2 separate regions of the Homo sapiens genome follow, and region 1 is linked to region 2. The links are chromatin contacts, found by Hi-C or POLR2A ChIA-PET in ENCODE. All regions are on one chromosome and are shown on one strand. Each heading gives the region's core, a stretch centred on a gene start or an enhancer-like site at or near the end of the contact. The rest is flanking DNA. Distances are from core to core; before and after follow the strand shown.

The links. Hi-C counts contacts between places; a loop is a spot of excess contacts on that map. ChIA-PET counts read pairs that join two places held with the same protein, here RNA polymerase II (POLR2A). Pooled maps may share reads with other maps.
Region 1: a pooled map shows a loop between it and region 2 (4-fold over the local background). The contact joins the enhancer-like site here to the promoter of HDDC3 in region 2. A Hi-C loop is called at or near these places in 3 of 37 single-sample maps with no recorded cell type and 8 of 50 pooled maps. POLR2A ChIA-PET finds 5 or more read pairs at or near these places in 1 of 52 experiments (PC-9).

Annotation. Positions count from the first base shown.
Region 1 is chr15:92,803,152-92,808,739 of GRCh38, reverse strand. It overlaps LOC124903558 (a long non-coding RNA gene), which reads left to right. Exons shown (of 2, transcript XR_007064767.1): 2 at 1-835. Among named protein-coding and RNA genes, the nearest start is that of CHASERR, 77 kb to the left of the region's middle. RefSeq lists an enhancer at 4,249-4,298. Within about 2 kb of position 4,284, at least 34 of the 41 ENCODE cell types and tissues checked have a DNase peak (open chromatin) inside an H3K27ac peak, as active enhancers do; they include PC-9, where a contact is called at or near this core.
Region 2 is chr15:90,929,002-90,934,135 of GRCh38, reverse strand. It overlaps HDDC3 (HD domain containing 3), which reads left to right and starts at 1,587. Exons shown (of 4, transcript NM_001286451.2): 1 at 1,587-1,707; 2 at 2,026-2,081; 3 at 2,192-2,432; 4 at 2,731-4,168. The coding sequence starts at 1,596. The coding sequence ends at 2,861. It also overlaps a transcript of UNC45A not described here. RefSeq lists enhancers at 1,390-1,439, 2,190-2,419, 4,050-4,279.

The DNA.
Region 1 (5,588 bases), core at 3,035-5,534, 1.9 Mb before region 2:
CCATGTCAGACCAGGGCGTTTCCCAGGCGGTCCCGGGTCCGCAGTGCAGGGTGGCGCTGGGGGCGAGGGGGACGACGAGCGCGGGGTGGGCACGGTGCGGCCGGGGGGCTGGGGAGGCGCACGGGGCGGGGTGCAGCTCCAGGGACCTGGTCAGCACCCTTTACCAGTCCTATTTCTTGGTTTTCTGGACGTTCTTCTCTCCTTGGAGCTGCTCTTGTCTTTCCCATTTCATCTCCAAACCGATTTTGATTTCCTGAACGTTTGTCTTGAGCAAGGCCTGCGTTATCTTAGGTAATCCTCCTAGCAGCCTTTGATATGGAAGCTCTTTCTACTCACACTGGCGCTCAGCAAGAGTAATTTGTTCATGGGGTAGAGCCTGGTTGGAATCGAGGGCACGTAAGTTTCCACTAGACATTGAGGTTCTCAGATAGTCCTCCAGCCAGGCAGCATCTCCAATGTCGGGGAGCTCGTTGGAAATGCCAGTGTTAGGAGTCTATCCCGGACCTTCTAAATGGGAAATTCTGAGGACGGTGGCGGGTGGGGCCCGAGAAGCTGTGATTACTAGGCAGCAAGGTGATTCCGAGGCACACTGAAGACCCCTTTCCCTCACAGCCCTTCTCAGGGTAAGGAAAGGGAGACTTGTCTTTATTGAGTGCTGATTCCATGGCATTTTGCATAATTCTGTGATGTAATCCTCCCTACCACTCTTTTATAGAAGAGGAAACTGTAGCTCAAACTTTCCATGAATTTAGAGTGCCAATATTTATGTAAAATGATACGATTGTATGTGCCTTTTGCTTGTACCATGTATGCATAAAATATCTCTGGAAGAATATTCAGGTGTTAACATAGTTTTACCTCCGGGGAGAGAAGGATGTAGGTTGCTAGGGTGACTGAGTTGGGATTTTTTTTTTTTTTGGTAAGATTTAGTAACTTGTGGCCGGGCGCGGTGGCTCACGTTTGTAATGCCAGCACTTTGGGAGGCCGAAGCGGGCGGATCACAAGATCAAGAGATCGAGGCCGCGCGCGGTGGCTCACGCCTGTAATCCCAGCACTTTGGGAGGCCGAGGCGGGCGGATTACGAGGTCAGGAGATCGAGACCATCCTGGCTAACACGGCGAAACCCTGTCTTTACTAAAAATACAAAAAATTAGCCGGGAGTGGTGGCGGGTGCTTGTAGTCCTGGAGGCTGAGGCAGGAGAATGGCGTGAACCTGGGAGGCGGAGACTGCAGTGAGCCGAGATCGCGCAACTGCACTCCAGCCTGGGCAACAGAGCGAGACTCCGTCTGAATAAAAAAAAAAAGAAATTGAGATCATCCTGGCCAACATGGTGAAACCCCGTCTCTACTAAAAATACAAAAATTAGCTGGGCGTGGTGGCACGCGCCTGTAGTCCCAGCAGCTCGGGAGGCTGAGGCAGGAGAATCTCTTGAACCCGGGAGGTGGAGGTTGCAGTGAGCCGAGATGGCGCCACTGCACTCTAGCCTGGGCAACAGAGCGAGACTCCCTCTCAATAAAAAAAAAAAATTTAGTAACTTATGAATTTGGACCATGTGAACCTATTACTTGTTCCAGGTAAAACTGAACAGTTGAAAAGTATGCTGGGCTAGGCGTAGTGGCTCAAGCCTGTAATTCCAGCGCTTTGAGAGGCCGAGGTGGGAGGATCGCTTGATTTCAGGAGTTTGAGACCAGCGTGGGCAACGTAGACCCCTATCTCTATTTTTAAAATATACTCTAAAGGCCGGGTGCGGTGGCTCAAGCCTGTGAGGGCCGGGCACCGTGGCTCCCAGCACTTCGGAAGGCTGAGGCGGGCGGATTGCCAGAGGTCAGGAGTTTCAGACCAGCCTGGCTAACGTGGTGAAACCGCCTCTCTACTAAAAATACCAAAAAAAAAAAAAAAAAAAAAAAAAAAAAGAAAATTAGCCAGGCATGGTGGCGCATGCTTGTAGTCCCAGCTACTCGGGAGGCTGAGGCAGGAGAACCACTTGAACGGGAGGCAGAGGTTGCAGTGAGCCGAGATTGCGCCACTGCACTGCAGCCTGGGCAACAGAGGGAGACTCCGTCTCAAAAAAAATAAAAATTATCTATCTATCTATCTATCTATCTACCTACCTACTTACATACATACACACTAAGATCTACCTACCTGCCTACCTACATACATACACACTAAGAACAGTATTAGAACTAAAACCAGAATTTGAATTGAGGTCTGACTGGCTCCGGATTCCATATCCTCTCATGATTACACATGAAAAACTGTTTTAAACATAAAATGCTCTGCCGGGCGCGGTTGGTCACGCCTGTAATCCCAGCAGTTTGGGAGGCCGAGGCCGGTAGATCACTTGAGGTCAGGAGTTCAAGACCAGCTTGGCCAATATGGTGAAACCCCATCTTTACTAAAACTACAAAAATTAGCTGGGCGTGGTGGCACGTGCCTGTAGTCTCAGCTACTTGGGAGGCTGAGGCAGGAGAATCGCTTAAACCCAGGAGGCAGAGGTTGCAGTGAGCTGAGATAGTGCGACTGCACTGCAGCCTGGGCAACAGAGACTCTGCCTCAAAACAAAAAAGCTCTATAAATTTCAGGTGTTGTTATTAATAATGAAATATTAAATTATTTCTTAGGGCCAGGCACCATGGCTCATGCTTGTAATCCCCACACTTTGGGAGGCCAAGGCAGGAGGATCGCTTGAGCTCAGGAGTCAAGACCAGCCTGGGCAACATAGTAAGACCTCATCTCTAAAAAAAATAAATAAACTATTTCTTAGAAATGTAGTTCCTGTTTAGACCTTTGAACAATGACCATGTCTAGTGGTCTCTCCATAGCACATGATGTATAAAATTGTTCTTATTTTCATTACTAACAGCTACAAAATAACTATAAAGTAGATCATAAATATGCCATATGTAAATATGTATACATAGTGCTTTTATTTTTATGTGGAATCTAAATCAAATATGTGAAGAGCTTCTTGGGTTGGGCATTTATTCTGCCACTTTTTAAGGGGCATTGCAAAGGCAATTCAGGGCTTTGTGACTTTGGACATGTAACTTAACCTCTCAGCGCTTCAGTTTGCTCCTTTGTAAAACAGATTTGTAAAAAGTGCTTGTTCCAGGCTGGGCTTGGTGGCTCACTCCTGTAATCCCAGCACTTTGGGAGGCTGAAGCAGTGGATCGCCTGAGTCCAGGAGTTCGAGACCAGCCTGGGCAACAAGGTGAAATGCCCTCTCTACTAAAATTACAAAAATTAGCTGGGTGTGGTAGCGTGTGCCTGTAATCCCAGCTACTCTGGGGGTGCTGAGGTGGGAGGATCGCTTGAGCCCAGGAGGTCGAGGCTTCAGTGAGCCCAGATGGTGCCATTGCACTCCAGCCTCGGCAACAGAGTGAGACCCAGTGTCAACAAATATATAAGTAAACAAATAAATAAATACATAAAGTACTTGCCTGTAGGCTTGTTGTGAGGTTGGATTGTGTCACGGTATATACCTTATTTGGAATATTGCTTGGCACAGTCATTGTTAGATAAATAAAAAAAATCAAAAGAGATGTAGAAATAGAAGTTTGATGAGAGTTCAGAGGAAAAAGATTTCTTTTTCTTTTTTTCCTGAGGCGGAGTCTTACTCTGATTCCCAGGCTGGAGTGCAGTGGCACGATCTTGGCTCACTGCAACCTCTGTCTCCTTGGTTCAAGCGATTCCAGAGGAGAAAGATGTTAATGTTTGTTTTGTACCTAGAACCTCATCGCTGGATGGGATTGTAAAGATCTGTGACTATTTTACACATTTGTTCTTTTTTTTTTTTTTTTGAGACAGAGTCTTGGTCTGTTGCCCATGCTGGAGTGCAGTGGTGTGATTTCGGCTCACTGCAACCTCTGCCTCCTGGGTTCAAGTGATTCTCCTGCCTCAGCCTCCTGAGTAGCTGGGATTACAGGTGCACGCCACCAAGCCTGGCTAATTTTTGTATTTTTAGTAGAGACGAGGTTTCACTCTGTTGGTCAGGCTGGTCTCGAACTCTGACCTCAGGTGATCTACCTGCCTCGGCCTCCCAAAGTGCTTGGATTACAGGTGTGAGCCACTGCACCTGGCCTCCCATTTATTCTTAGCAGTAACAGTTGGTCCCTGAAATTAGGAAACTGACTCTATTGTGATCTTCCAAGAGCTACATTGTCCAGCCCCTGGGCCTGTACATCCTTATGGAGTGAAGACTGACAGTTTTCCCTTAGGTCAGTGGAGCTACAGTGGCGTGTTGGAGTCAGCTGCTCAGAATGATGATGCACTTTTCTTTCCAACTTTGGTTTCAATGACATCATGTTGGTAGCTTGAAACTGGCCATAGCAGGGGTATTTACACCACAGGAATAGGTAAACACTACATATTAAGGCTTTTCCCCTTGGAGATGCCTTGTTAAATATTTACCAACACTCCACTGCCTGTTACAACACAGCAAAAGCCCCTCTGAGAGAAGGCCAGAGAATGTACCTAACTCCTCCCAGGTTGTCCAGTGTTTCATTGTCCCTGGACTGAAGAGTCCCTCAGTGGCCTTTGCTGAGATATTTCAACACCCTAGTCTCTTAAACTGTAAACAAAGGAGAGTCATGAGTTATTTCTGGGTGAGTCAGTCCAATATTGCACAAGCATTTCTGGGGGTAGTAGAGGGGAGGCAAGAGGGAAACTGGGTAGGCTGGGGAGCTATCTAACTGCCCAAGACACTTGAATCCTAAACAAACGGGAACTAAATGAGAGGTGGGAGGGACATAGTCTTTTCTGACGGGAACTGTCTGTGACTCATTCTCTTTCAGGAGTCAGAAACTCCAAAACCTGTGGGAGTGGGGAGGGGCGAGCAGTGCGGTTTTTAGAGAGGTGTGGAGTTATTATAGGGACTCTTAAAATTCTTCTCCCTTGCTCAGTGTGGTGACTCATACCGGTAATCCCAGCACTTTGGAAGGCAGAGGCAGGAGGTTTGCTTGAGCCTAGAAGTTCAAGACCAGCCTGGGCAATGTAGCAAGACCCCAACTGTATAAAAAATAAAAATAATTAGCCAGACATAGTGGTGCATGCCTGTAGTCCCAGCTACTTGGGAAGCTTAAAAATCTACCTCCATTTAACCTGGTAGATTTGGGGATGTGTGTGGTGGGCTGAATAATGGTCTCCCAGTGATATCCCAATATGTGGAAACTGAATGTTACTTTATCTGGCAAAAACAACAAAAACCAAAACACAGGCAGGGCAAGGTGGCTCACACCTGCAATCCCAGTGAGACTCTGTCTCAAAGAAAAAAAAAAACAAAAAAACAAAACCCCAACAACTAGGGCTTTGCAAATGTGCAGGTGTGTAAGTTAAAGATCTTACTTTTAAAACAATTTTATTTTAGGGTGTGGTGGCTCACACCTGTAATCCCAGCACTTTGAGAGGCCGAGGTGGGCAGATCACCTGAGGCTGGGAGTTCGAGACCAGCCTGACCAGCATGGAGAAACCTTGTCTCTACTAAAAATACAACAAAGTTAGCCGGGTGTGGTGGCTCATGCCTGTAATCCCAGCTACTTGGAAGGCTGAGGCAGGAGAATCACTAGAACCCAGGAGGCGGAGGTTG
Region 2 (5,134 bases), core at 338-2,837:
GAGGTTGGCTGGACAAGGGTCACCCAGCTGAAGAGCAGCAGTAGCCCCACAGATAGGCCTGTCAGCAAGGGGCCTGACCTTCTCTGGATGCCCATGAGAGTTCACTACCACCTCTGTCCTGGTCCTGGGAACCCCAACATCTCTCTTTCTAGGCCGTGACTGCAGACAATAAGGAAATAAAAGTCAAAGCCCCAAGGCCCTTGGGCACCATTAATACGAGCCTGAAGCTTCTCTATCACAGGCTTTTAGAGAGAGATGACAGGGACTGGGTTTCTGTCTCCTGTTGGAAAACGTGGGGCCTGCATTGCCAAACTGCTGAAGGAGAGAAGGCTCAAAGGACTAGAGGACAGAATGAGGGATGAGAGAGCAGCTGAGCCATTAGTATGAAGAACAAACAAGCATTTACAGCCAAATATGTTTCTACCCATTCTCCAACTTCCAGGCTGCCATGGAAGCTCTGGGAATTCTGACCCTCCTATTTCAGGTCCCAGAGACCTCAGTTCCAGCATGTGGGGCTTCCCTCCCTAACCTCTGCTACGTGGCAACCACCAAGACTAGCTGAAAACCAAGGGTGACTCCTTTCATTAGCCTTTCCCCTGAGCCTTATCTGCCCCAGCTACCAGCCAGAACACAAAAGCTACATGTCTGATTAGAGTATACTTAGCTAATAGGGAACCCCCTCTCACAGAGAAGTTCTATGGGGATCACCAGGTCTCTCTTACCCCTCAGCTGCCCCTAAGGCAGGGAATTTCTCCAGAAGGCCACCAGCCAGCAGAATTAAGTGTTATTCCAGTGCCTACCCAGGCCTGACAACATCATGCTCCCAGGACAGCAGTGACAACACTCATCACCCCAGGGGCCCACAGAAGATGCCTAGAGACTGAAATAGGAGCTCTCATAGCATAAGAAGACAAGGCAAATTTCATCTGCAACACTGAGGACAAACAAAGGCAGTTCCTGCAGAAACGTCACAGCTACCTGGGAGCCTAAGTCTGAAGCAATTAGGCAGGGCTCCCAGGGAAGGCTCTGATTTTTCAGGTCAGGCCCTAGGGTCTCCTGGAGGGTCCAAAGGTAGACTCCCCTGCCCACAGAACCTGGCCCATCCCTACAGGGAGAACTATTTTTAGAACACTTGGAGAATTTTCAGAGCTTTTACAGGTTGAAGATGGTTCTTGGGGGGAGCTTCTGGGAGAAGCTGTCTCTGACTCTGAGGGTGTGGGGATTGTTCTTTCTTCCCGCTCCCATAGTCCCCTGAGCCTTGGCCACCCTGGATTCAGAGCACTGTGAGGCCACTGCCTTATTTCTTGTCTGTCTTCCTCTTTTCCACAGACTGTGGGCTCCCAAAGAGCCAGGCTTATGTTCTTCTTGCACCCCCAACAGAGCACACTGAGCTGGGGGCTGCGATGCTGAAGGCAGCTGTCCACATCACTTGCTCTCTGCGCGGGCCGGTCAGCTCCAGAGGAATTCATCTGGGGCAGGCCCAACTCGGCCCGCTGAATTAGCCTCCACGATCCCCGGGCCTCCCCGGCGCCAGGGGGCGCTGTAAACGTTCCGTCCCTGCCCCTGCGGCCGCAGTCGTCGGCCCCATCCGCGCGATGGGCTCTGAGGCGGCGCAGCTGCTGGAGGCTGCCGACTTCGCGGCTCGCAAGCACCGGCAGCAGCGGCGGAAGGACCCCGAGGGGACCCCCTACATCAACCACCCCATCGGTGGGCGCGTCGGCCGCGGAGCGCCGGCTGCGGCACCTGGGTGGTGGGGACTGGGAAGGAAACGTGGGGGGCGTGCACCTCATTGAGCACCTGTTTTGTCCCAAGCTTAGTGCGATATACCGTTTAAGCCTCATAACAATTGGAACGGTAGGCATGATCGTTCCCTTTGTCGGTTGGCTCCCAGAGGGTAAGGTACTTGACCAAGGTCACCCAGCTAGTCAGAGTCCACAAGGGGCCACATCTGGCTCTCCAAAACCCACAACACACCGCCTTGGGACTACCTCCGACCTGACTTCCTGCTTTGCCCCTCCCCGTCAGGTGTGGCACGGATCCTGACCCACGAGGCGGGAATCACTGACATTGTGGTGTTACAGGTAACTTTCCCCCTTCTCTGCCAGGAGCCTGGGATGGGGATTAGGGGCCCCATTCAGCAATGGGCAACCCTTGGCTGACATCTCAGGGCTGAGTGGGAACTTGTCCCCAGGCGGCCCTGCTCCATGACACGGTGGAGGACACAGACACCACCCTGGATGAGGTGGAGCTACACTTTGGGGCACAAGTGCGGCGCCTGGTGGAGGAGGTAACAGATGACAAGACTCTGCCCAAGCTGGAGAGAAAGAGGCTGCAGGTGGAGCAAGCGCCCCACAGTAGCCCCGGGGCCAAACTGGTGAAGCTGGCAGACAAGCTGTACAATCTGAGGGACCTGAATCGCTGCACCCCAGAGGGTACGCTTTCGTATGGGCTGTAAGGGAAAAGGGAGGGGGATGCCGCCTTCTGAAGACACATGTTGGTCAGTTCCCCTGAAAAACCCTGGGCATTCTTAATTCCCAAATTAATCCTACTGGACCACTCTTTGATCTTCTTTCATACAGTAAAAATACAATAGCTGGGCCAAGGGGAAGTTTTCAGGACAGCTCATTCCATCAGGAACTCATGGCCTTGAACCAAGCTTGCCAGGAAGTGGGGAAAAGGCAGTGCTTTCCTTGACATCACGCTAGCAAGTTTCTGTCGACTCTTATGCAGGATGGTCAGAACATCGAGTCCAGGAATACTTCGAGTGGGCAGCGCAGGTGGTGAAGGGGCTTCAGGGAACAAACCGGCAACTGGAAGAGGCTCTAAAGCATCTGTTCAAGCAGCGGGGGCTGACAATCTGATCAGTGCTTGAAGCTATCCAGAGGCACAACTCCAGCCTCGTTCAGGCCGGACAGGATTCATACGCCATCTTTTCTGTGTCTCCTGAGCTCCCTCCATCCTTCCCAGATATTAGAGGCCAAAAAAAGACTTGCATTTTTTCTCAGTCTGAAGGTCTCCTGCTAACTAAGCTGAGCCCCGCGTGGTGGGAATCAGATGTACCCATCCATTTCTGATGCACTCACCGCCTCTCCCCAAGTCTTGGGTCTGTTTGCTATTTTGCATGGTGGGATCTCTGGCCCCTCAGGGACTTGAGATTATTTAAGTACTAGTTCCTAACACGTTCTGGAAAATAAAAATAACTCTGGGTTAAGGTTTAAGCTGCTGCTGCTCCTTCTCCAGCCTCCGACTGGTGGGCTGCATATCTTTCCTTCAGCAAAGCAGGACTAATTGTGTGTCCCGGAGTCACCTCCCTCAGGTTGCGGGCCTCAACCCCTCCGAACCTGGCTTCCTTGTCAGTGACATGGGTTGTGTAATTATCAGGTTAGACTGTGACGTGCCTGATGGAGCCTGACACATAGGTGCTCAAGAAATGGTAGCAGCCTTTCCCGTTAAGAAAGTTGGAAGGGGGCCAGGCGCGGTGTCTCTCGCCTGTAATCCCAGCACTCTGGGAGACCGAGGCGGGCGGATCACTTGAGGTCAGGAGTTCAAGACCAGCCTGGCCAGCATGGCGAGGCCCCGTCTCTACTAAAAATACAAAAAAAAATTAGCCGGGCGCAGTGGCTCGCGCCTGTAATCCCAGCTACTCAGGAGGCTGAGGCAGGAGACTCGCTTGAACCCGGGAGGCGGAGTTTGTACTGAGCCGAGATCGCGCCACTGCACTCCAGCTTGGGTGACACAGCGAGACTCCGTCTCAAAAATGAAAAAAGAAAAGACGTATCGGAAGGGAGTGCCGCCCGCTTACTGACAACCACTGCTGGGCACCGGAGAGACCCCAGCAGCAACATGATTGGGCCGGTGGGGGATTCCGGTTCCCCAGTACCTCAAGCCGCGCGGGAAACTCGGTGACTCGCAATCCCCTCGCCCTTCCGCATTGCGGGTTACTTCGGTTGTTAAGTGACAGGGACTTCCGGGAAGGCCCGGAAGTGGCCCGGGGCTGTCCGACCCCGGGAGCCCGGCGGTCGGCGTAGGGGAGGCGGTGGAACTTTGCTCGGTGGCCATGGGGAGGGATTGCCCGGTGGTGGTTTTTCAGTCGTTGCTGAGCAGCTGAGGTTTATTTTTATGTATTTTATTCTGCATCCAGTCATCCATTAAAGCCAAAGTTTATTAAGTTGTCTGGAAAAGCGATCATCTTGGGTACGAGGAAATTGTTAGGTCAAAGCTGTTCGACTACGATAGTTGTTTGCCCAAGTGAAGGCCCCAGCGGAGGGCTCTGCGAAAAAGTAGGTGAAAGGCAACCAAAAAAGCCGAATTAAAAGAAAACAAATGAACAAAGTTCAGAGTAATCCCCAGGGTATGGTACATTTTGGAGAACTTTGAACTTAATTTTTTTAAATAGTTTTGCGGGAGTAAGATAACGAGATTTTTTTAAGAAAAGATGACTTTGTTGTAGTCCACTTTATATATTTTGTTGCCTGTGTTTTTAGTGTCATATCTAAGAAATCGTTGCCAAATCTAATGCCATGAAGCTTTTCCTGTTTTCTTCTAGGAGCTTTCGTTTTAGCTTTTTTTTTTGAGACGGAGTTTCACTCTTGTTGCCCAGGCTGGAGTGCAATGGTGCCATCTCTGCTCACCATAACCTCCGCTTCCCGGGTTCAAGCTATTCTCCTGCCTCAGTCTCCCGAGTAGCTGGGATAACAGGCGTGCGCCACCACGCATGGCTAATTGTTGTATTTTTAGTAGTGACGGGATTTATCCTTGCTGCCCAGGCTGGTCTTTAACTCCTGACTTCAGGTGATCCACCCGCCTTGGCCTCCCAAAGTTATCGTTTTAGCTCTTACAAGTAAAGTTTTTGATCCATTTTGGGTTAAATTTCTTTTTAAATCAATTTAATTTGGTATAAGGTATACATGATGTTATGAGGCTACATACAGGTAGTAAAAAGGTTACTATAGTGAAGCAAATTAACACATCCATCATTTCACGTAGTTACCCAATTTTTTGTTGTTTTTGTGGCAAGAACATTTTGGGTTAATTTTTGTATATGGTGTAATTTTTTTGTATATACACCATATACAAAATATATGATGTATGGTTTTGCTTGTGGATGTCCAGTTTTCCTAGCACCATTTGATGC